2 separate regions of the Homo sapiens genome follow, and region 1 is linked to region 2. A link is a contact called in ENCODE Hi-C or POLR2A ChIA-PET data. All regions are on one chromosome and are shown on one strand. Each heading gives the region's core, a stretch centred on a gene start or an enhancer-like site at or near the end of the contact. The rest is flanking DNA. Distances are from core to core; before and after follow the strand shown.

Region 1 (4,708 bases), core at 79-2,578, 40 kb after region 2:
GCTGTATAAGCAGAAGCCTTTGGCAAAATACAGGAAGTATATTTGAATTTGCCATTTGAATTTCTCAGTGTTTTTTTTTTTTCTTAAATCTACACTAAGTGTGAGGTACACATTTTCTCTTTCATATCAGTTGTTAGCTAATAGAGACTGTACTTTGGTGATGGCATAATTTTGCTAGTTTTTAAATTTTTTAAGTTTATTTTAGAGTTGGGGTCTTGCTCGGTCACCCAGACTGGAGTGCAGTGGCATGATCATGGCTCACTGCAACCTTGAACTCCTGGGATCAAGCAATCCTCCTACCTCAACCCCAAGTAGTTAGGACTACAGGTGTGACCCACCATGCCGCCCAGCTAATTTTTATACCTTAATAACCTTGGTAGATACCTCCTAGTTATCTGCAACCTGTCTCTCTCACCAGCGCTGCCATTACCCCTGGTATCTGTCTCTCCCATGCTCACTGCCAGGTATTGTGATTGTCTCTCCTTTCCTAGACAAGCTCCAGAATGATTTCCCCAGGCCTTATCTGTCTTTATATAAGTAGCGCTGAACACCGGAATTATTGCAAAGGCCTCTTAATGGAACTTCCTCTTATTAGCTCTGCACTCTATGTATCTGATACGGTTAGGCTTTGTGTCTCCACCCAAATCTCATCTTGAATTGTAATACCCATGATCTCTGTAATCCCTACCTGTCAAGGAAGAGACCAGGTGGAGGTAACAGAATCATGGGGCTGGTTCCTCCCATGTTATTCTTATAATAGTGAGTGAATTCTCAAGAGATCTGACAGATTTATAAGGGGCTCTTTCCCTATTGCTCAGCACTTCTCCTTCCTGCTGCCTTGTGAAGAAGGTTCCTTTTTTCCCCCTCACATTCCACCATGATTATGTTTCCTGAAGCCTCCCCAGCCTTGCTGAACTGTTAGTTAATTAAACCTCTTTCCTTTATAAATTACCCAGTCTTGGGCAGTTCTTTATAGCAGTATGGAAATGAACTAATGCAGCATCTACCATTAAAACTGTCCCCAGGGTTGTTTATTATTAGTAGTATTATTATTATCTAATGTGACCATATCACTCTTTAGTTTATGCACCTTCAAATGTCTTTCATTAGAGGACAGAGTAGTGTTTCTACACTTGTTGCAGGGGCAGGTCTCAGGGTTTGCAAGTTTCACATGAGAATTTTCTAATTTTGTAATTTCAGTTCTAATTTATCTTTTAAAAACAATATAAACTTATTGTGACCTATCTAACTCAGCTTTCTGAACCTTGAATCATACCTGAATCTCCCAGGAAGCTTTGAAAAAAAAATCAATCCAAGGAGGCTCACATCCAGTAACTGTGACACATTCGTTCTGAAAGGCTAGTTAAAACATGTTAAGGTATTTGGACTACAATTGACCCTTGAACAACATAGGTTTGAAGTACACCAGTCCACTTACACATGGATTTTCTCTGTCTCTGCCACCCTTAAGACAGCAAGACCAAGCCCTTCTCTTTCTTCTCTCTCCTTCTCCTTCCTCAGCATATTCAACGTGAGGATGAGGAGGATGAAGACCTTTATTATGATCCACTTCTACTTAACAATAGTAAATATATTTTCTCTTCATTATGGAATTCTTAATAACATTTTCTCTTCTCTAGCTGACTTTACAGTAAAAATACAATATACAATACATATAACATACAATATATGTGTTAATTGACTGTTTATAATATCAGTAAGGATTCCAGTCAATAGGAGGCTACTAGTAGTTGAGTTTTGGGGGAGTCAAAAGTTATACATTGATTTCTGAGTGCACGAGGGTTTGGTTCCCCTAATCCACACACTGTTCAGTGTCACCTGCATTCTCTACACAGTGGATTGCTGGAGAAAAATTTTTAAGAAAGGAAAAAGACAAGGGTAGATCTCAATGTGAAAAAGCACTCACAATACCTCTGTAGACGACATGACTGGTGACAAGCCTGGAGACAGGGAGGTCAAGAAGATACTAAGGTCAACCAGGGTAGAGATGAAGAAGGAAGGATGTAAGGCAGCAGTGTAAGTAGAAATAGAGAGCAAATTCTGGAAGAGAAAGATGTTTAGGAGTTAAGGAAATAAGAGTTAGAAGGACATTGGCTTGGGCAACTGGTGGTGTCATCTCTCCTCAAAAAGAACAGCAGGATAAGTGGGGACAGGGAGAGGTAAATGGGGATTTGTGAAGTACATAAAAGAAAATGAGTTCAATGCTCAGTGCAGGTTTTTGATATGGCTGCAGAATATCCCTGTACAGAAGTCCAAAAGAGAATTAGCATTAAACATGTACAGAGGAAGAAAATTTTACTTCAGGTATGCAAAGTTGTGCAAAATATTGTAGCATTTTTACTTCTCTGTAACTGATCTAGATTTCCTCATGATCCTCCATCCCAAAGCATAGCACAGAAAAAAAAAACTATCTTGTAAATTAAACATATTTTAGTGTTTTGGGTGAGAATGTTATTTTGTTCTAATCAATCTATTATAGGTAAATATTCAATTAATTCAAACTTCAGATTCTCCAACAATAGTTTTGTGTTGCTATTTTTTTCACCCTTTCCCTTCTCCTTCAAAAAATCATCTGAAGGGGAAAATGTACAGACCTCAGCAGGTGAGCTAGGGCGTGATCCATGCTGCCCTATGGTCTCTCCAGACATGTCCCAAGTCCGCTCTTGTCTCAGAGCACTGGGCACAGGAAATATGCTGGTTATGCCACTGGTCCTCAGCGGCCTTTGATGTAGGTTTGCATCTGCCACTGTGCACCTCAGACCTTGCCATTGTCTCTCAAATGCCTCATTCTCAGTGTCCTCTATTGACCACAGGTCTGCACTCATCAGCCAGTCCATAAAACACTTCTTTGGATCCATGGCTGTTGGGTGGGTTAAGGGTTGTGTAATGGGAAACTTCTCCATTAAATGCATGTCACATGTGCACCATACAACAGCGGCATTAACTCAGGCTGGTTACATGGACATCTTCCATGAGTGCTTCCCTACTGTTTTTGAGGCATGCTGGACAGGGTCTCTATATACACCCATCAACACTATGTCTAAGGAAACCAGCCACTAGCTACCATCTTCTCAGATTTATCCTTTTCTACTGCAGGCTACGTCTTATCTGACAGTTTCCCCTACTTCCTCTTTCTTACTGACTCCCTTACCCTACCACTCTCTCCCTCTTTCCTTGATTCAGGCTTTCTTTTAATGACACGTTATATCTCATAGGGGCTCACCCATATTTGCCTCCTTATATTTTTTCGGATAATTTATTATGTGTTTCATGTGATTTAGTTCCTTAACCTGAAAAATCCAATAAAATCTCATCCAAAAATGCTTATGAGTACATTAATTTCAGCCAGTCAGTATGAAATTCCTGTTAATTTTGGAAGTGGTATATCAAAATATGATCTCATTTTAATGTTAGTTATATTTTTACCTAAAATGGTCTTTATAGTAATTATTCTCATTCTATAAAGTATTTAATGTTTAGGCATTCAGCTATTTACCAATGAGGGAAGAAAGATTATACCATATTATTTATTTACTTTATATACTTTATATATGTATCCTAAATATATGCAAGATTTAACATTGTGTAGGCTTACCTGTATTAAAGAAAGCCTCCACTTAGCAATTGGGTAGGTTAACAAATGTAGTTTTCCTTGTGATGCATCTTAAGGTCTACTGTGAATATTGCTTTAAAATATAACTGGTTAAATTGTTATTTTCACATTAGCAGAGTGATTTAATTTTTGTCAATTCTGACAATATCAGAAACAGATTTGAAAATCTGAGAAAAACATATTTGGTGAATTCAAACAAAGTAGACATGTTAGCTACTCTGAATGATTCAGGCTCCACTACCAAGGCAGGTAAAAAAAAGAGTCTGTCACAGTATCTTAATCACCTCACCACAACATGTAGGTGATAGTATTTACTCAAGAAAGACTTATGAAAATGCAATAAGCCTCCTCTCCACCTCCCTTTTAAAATTATCAGGTTCTTACCCTGAATTTTTTTAACACATATGCTAATTCTAGACTAAGGGCCAATTTCTTTTCTTTTCTTTTCTTTCTTTTTCTTTTTCGAGACAGAGTCTCACACTGTTGCCTGGACTGGAGTGCAGTGGTAAGATCTCGGCTCACTGCAACCTCCGGCTCCCGGGTTCAAGTGATTCTCCTGCCTCAGCCTCCCAAGTAGCTGGAATTACAGGTGCCTGCCGCCACGCTCAGCTAATTTTTTGTATTTTTAGTAGAGATGGGGTTTCACTATGTTGGTCAGGCTGGTCTCAAACTCCCGACCTCATTATCCACCTGCCTCAGCCTCCCAAAGTGCTGGGATTATAGGCGTGAGCCACCGCGCCTGGCCAGAGCTACTTTCAATCTCTATTGGCAATGCCTTTTACAAATGTTCTGTCTAGTTTTACCAATACATCTATAGTGATACAGAATAGGTGAAAAATTAATCTTTGCATAGATATATATATATAAAACCACATCCATGAATGAATTATTAATGGTAAAGATATAAAGAAGGCTGAAAATATGATTTAATGGCATTTATGCATACTATAAACTTACATTTCTGAGCAGAGCAATGAAACTCTATAAATTTATACGTTTTGTACATGCTCTGAATTCTATGCCATGCTCTTTGAATTAAAAGATAATGGTGCTGACGGTATTATTGTCTATGCA
Region 2 (4,574 bases), core at 1,178-3,677:
TTCAATTTGTGTGTGTGCATGTGCTCTAATTTAGACTGTGAGCTCCTTTAAGAATACAGCCTATATTTAACATTATTCACGTCTGTTTCCCTAGAACTTAGCACATGCTTCACATACACTGGGCGTTCAGTCAACATTTCTAATATAAGCAAATATGAGTATAGAAACATTATGATAATTAGAGCAGTGAGCGAGACATAGTCTTCCATCTGAGACAAATACATGAGAAACAGGAGCCAAAAAATAATTATTTAGGCTGATGTGACTTCCTTCTCTCCATAATGGAATAATGGTGTAACAGTGCAGGCCTTCTAACAACCCTTCAAAGAAGGGGGTGAAACTAGGCAGAGGATATCGACTATCTTGGTTCATAAGTAGGTACACCTGGGAGTACCAAGCCAGGGAAACATGAGCTCTGCACAGTGCAAAACACTTTTTTTTTTTTTTTGAGATGGAGTCTCGCTCTGTCACCCAGGCTGGAGTGCACTGGCGCAATCTCGGCTTACTGCAAGCTCCACCTCCAAGGTTCATGCCATTCTCCTGCCTCAGCCTCCCGAGTAGCTGGGACTACAGGCGCCCACCACAACGCCTGGCTAATTTTTTGTATTTTTAGTAGAGACAGGGTTTCACCATGTTAGCCAGGATGGTCTCGATCTCCTGACCTCTTGATCCGCCCACCCTGGCCTCCCAAACTGCTGGGATTACAGGCATGAGCCACCGCGCCAGGCAGCAAAACACTTTATTAAACATAGAGAAAAATAACTGGCATGCAAGGATTTCTACCCAATCATCATTTGCCTTGAAGGACTTTTCACCATGACAGCCTTGTATGTGTGTGTGTGTAAGTGGGGGTGGGGGAGAGTAGGGAGAAGGTGGCTGTGCCCAAATGTCAGAGAGAGGCATATTGGCCTCTAGGGTGGCATCCTTAATGAATTTTCCTACAGAACTGATGTCAAATGGGTCACCTCAAAGGTTCATCTCACTCATTCATTCATTCCCCTTCAAGGCAATGGCCCATCTACCCTATATCCCATTTTAGAGACCCTCTGTGTTATCCACACATTCCACTTTTTTACACTCCCCACCTCCAAGGGGTATGCACACTCTGTCCATTTTACTCAAGAAACATGTTTATTCTCTACTGCTTTGGCTTTGGGCCTCCTGACTTTCCACACTCTAGCAACAGCTCCCTCTTTGAACCACTGGAAAAGCCTCCTGACTGGCCCTCCTGCCACATTATGTCCTCCATGTGTTGCAAGAAGCCTCTTCCTTAAGTCAATTTAAAAAAAAAAATCACAAACACCTGCTTCAAATCTTTTCCCTTTCCTTTCCTTCCTTACTTCTTTTTCTTTTTTTTTTTTTTTTTTTTTGGAGGAGGAATTCTTGCTAATTGATAATATTTAATATTTAAACTCCGTAGATTCACATATGACTTCATCAATTGGCTCAACTAATTTTTTTCCAGCTTCATATCCTGGTATTCAAAGTCATGTACAATTTTTTTATTGCACAAAATGTCTCATCTTTCTCTAGAAATAACAGCCCTTGCCATAAATTCCTGCTTTTGTAACATGAAACTGCTTTCCTTTGGAGTGAGACCACTTTGCACCTGGAAGATGCTCATCCTTCAACATCCAGCTTGTCTCCTCCTTAGGAAAATATCCTCTGTTCTGTTGGTGATACTAAAGGCAGTACCCTGAACATGTCTTTGTAAAAGATTTTGCCTTTAGTATTGTGATTACCCATTCACCTGTCTATCCCTTTCCAGAAATGTGAGCTCCTCAAGGGCAGGCTCCAAATCTGACTTTCCTACTATGCACATAGAATGGTACTTGCCATGTAAGAAACAAATCCTTACTGTTTGGGGAAAAAACAAAAGTACAAAGAATACAACTCTAAAATGAACAAAACAAATGATAATATGCTGTTTAGAAAGTGTTGAAAAACTAGGCATGGTGGCTCACACCTGTAATTCCAGCACTTTGGGAGGCCGAAGTGTGGGGGATTGCTTGAGCCCAGGAGTTGGAGGCCAGCCCGGACAACACAGTGAGACCCCAAATCTATTAAAAAAAAATACAACAATTAGCCGGGCATGGTAGACTGTGCCTGTAGTTCCAGCTTTTCAGGAGGCTGAGAGAGGAGGACTGCTTGAGCCTACGAGGTCGAGGCTACAGTGAGCTGTGATTATGCCACTGTACTCCAGCCTGGGTGACAGGATAAGATCCTGTCTCAAAAAAAAATGTGTTGAAATCATTTCTTTCATATCATGTGTTAAATAGGCTTTGAAGGGCTGGCCTTGAAACCTGACAGCTTTGAGCCATCGTGTATCCATGGGAGTAGGCATTCTAGGTTCCAAACAGCACACTTAGAAATGGACTTTGGAACACAACGTGCTACCTCAAGGCTCCACCTGGCCACACAGCAGGCACTGAGGCTGGGAGACAGCCCCCAGACAGATGAGTGTCCGCGCCTCTCTGAGAGGTGAATGAGCCCGGACGGTCCCTACCTACCAAGTCCTGAGGAGCAGCGGCACCAACGACGCAGGCCCGCCCCAGCCCGCCAGTGAGCCGCCCATGCCCTCTGCTAGCCCGGCCCGCCCGGGCCCCCGCCATGCTGATCACCGTGTACTGCGTGCGGAGGGACCTCTCCGAGGTCACCTTCTCTCTCCAGGTCAGCCCCGACTTTGAGCTCCGAAACTTCAAGGTCCTCTGCGAAGCGGAGTCCAGAGTCCCCGTCGAAGAGATCCAGATCATCCACATGGAGCGACTCCTCATCGAGGACCACTGTTCCCTGGGCTCCTACGGCCTCAAAGATGGCGATATCGTGGTTTTACTGCAGAAGGACAATGTGGGACCTCGGGCTCCAGGGCGTGCCCCGAACCAGCCTCGTGTAGACTTCAGTGGCATTGCGGTGCCTGGGACGTCCAGCTCCCGTCCACAGCACCCTGGACAGCAGCAGCAGCGCACACCCGCTGCCCAGCGGTCACAGGGCTTGGCGTCAGGAGAGAAGGTGGCCGGCCTGCAAGGTCTGGGCAGCCCCGCCCTGATCCGCAGCATGCTGCTCTCCAACCCCCACGATCTGTCCCTGCTCAAGGAACGCAACCCTCCCTTGGCGGAAGCCCTGCTCAGCGGAAGCCTTGAGACCTTTTCTCAGGTGCTGATGGAGCAGCAAAGGGAAAAGGCCTTGAGAGAGCAAGAGAGGCTTCGTCTCTACACAGCCGACCCACTGGATCGGGAAGCTCAGGCCAAAATAGAAGAGGAAATCCGGCAGCAAAACATTGAAGAAAACATGAATATAGCGATAGAAGAGGCCCCCGAGAGTTTTGGACAAGTGACGATGCTCTACATTAACTGCAAAGTGAATGGGCATCCTTTGAAGGCTTTTGTTGACTCGGGCGCCCAGATGACCATTATGAGCCAGGCTTGTGCCGAGCGATGTAACATCATGAGGCTGGTGGACCGACGGTGGGCTGGGGTTGCTAAAGGAGTGGGCACACAGAGAATTATTGGCCGTGTTCATCTAGCTCAGATTCAAATTGAAGGTGATTTCTTACAGTGCTCTTTCTCCATACTTGAGGATCAACCCATGGATATGCTTCTAGGCCTAGATATGCTCCGGAGACATCAATGTTCCATCGATTTGAAGAAAAATGTGCTGGTCATCGGCACCACTGGCACGCAGACTTATTTTCTTCCTGAGGGAGAGTTGCCCTTATGCTCTAGGATGGTAAGTGGGCAAGATGAGTCTTCGGACAAGGAAATTACACATTCAGTCATGGATTCAGGACGAAAAGAGCATTAAAGCACGTTATAAATATGTTACCACCTTGAGGGAGCCTCAGGTCCCCGGCAATTATAAGTTAAGAGCTTACTGGCAATGTAATCATTAAAAAACATCAGTAACAACTAAACCTGGCCTTGGGACTACGTTCTCAGATGGGTAACTAACGTCAATCCTGATTCCTTGGTCTTGGTCCCTCTTCCATTTCCCTTGTCCAGAGATCACTGAAAGGCATCCTGGGAAGGCTCTGGAGGCTCCAGCTGATTTCCAGATAATCCATGAAAAAGAAAACCAGCTTCTTCCTTTAGAGACACTATCCTATCAGATTACAGGTGGCTTATCCAAATCATTGCTATTTTGCAGAATTCCCTGGAAAAATGCTATGGCTGCAGACCTTACAAGGCATCCACATAAAACTATTTCACATCAGCACTAATAATTCTTTCTACTGAGAGAAATATGCCCATTTTCACAGGTTTTGTTTTCTTTGGGAAGGGTATTAGAAATGGTAGGTCAGTTACACTATGATGTTAACTAATACTTATACATGTCTGTTTGGGGCAGCATAAAGACCAATTTCCTCATATTTACACCTTCCCTTCCCCTGGATCCCCTGCAGTCACCCTGCAATCCACAGCTAAAGACTATTTTTGCCATATTTGAGAAAGTGGATTTATCTCCAAGGATGCTACATTAATTTTCTATTTCTCCTGCATTCAAAGAAACTCTGGCTATAAAACAAAGGCAATAAATTAGATTTTTTAAAAAAGAAATTATGGTACTTCTTGGGAGTC

What was found. A loop is a pair of places that touch in the nucleus more often than their neighbours do. ChIA-PET counts read pairs that join two places held with the same protein, here RNA polymerase II (POLR2A). Pooled maps may share reads with other maps.
Region 1: a map with no recorded cell type shows a loop between it and region 2 (7-fold over the local background). The contact joins the enhancer-like site here to the promoter of DDI1 in region 2. A Hi-C loop is called at or near these places in 1 of 168 maps with a recorded cell type or tissue (heart right ventricle), 1 of 37 single-sample maps with no recorded cell type and 1 of 50 pooled maps. POLR2A ChIA-PET finds 5 or more read pairs at or near these places in 3 of 52 experiments (PC-3, PC-9 and T-cell).

The regions. Positions count from the first base shown.
Region 1 is chr11:104,075,308-104,080,015 of GRCh38, forward strand. All of the region lies in intron 1 of PDGFD (platelet derived growth factor D), which reads right to left. Among named protein-coding and RNA genes, the nearest start is that of DDI1, 41 kb to the left of the region's middle. Within about 2 kb of position 1,329, at least 2 of the 41 ENCODE cell types and tissues checked have a DNase peak (open chromatin) inside an H3K27ac peak, as active enhancers do.
Region 2 is chr11:104,034,213-104,038,786 of GRCh38, forward strand. It overlaps DDI1 (DDI proteasomal shuttling factor 1), which reads left to right and starts at 2,428. Exons shown (of 1, transcript NM_001001711.3): 1 at 2,428-4,574. The coding sequence starts at 2,611. The coding sequence ends at 3,801. All of the region lies in intron 1 of PDGFD (platelet derived growth factor D), which reads right to left.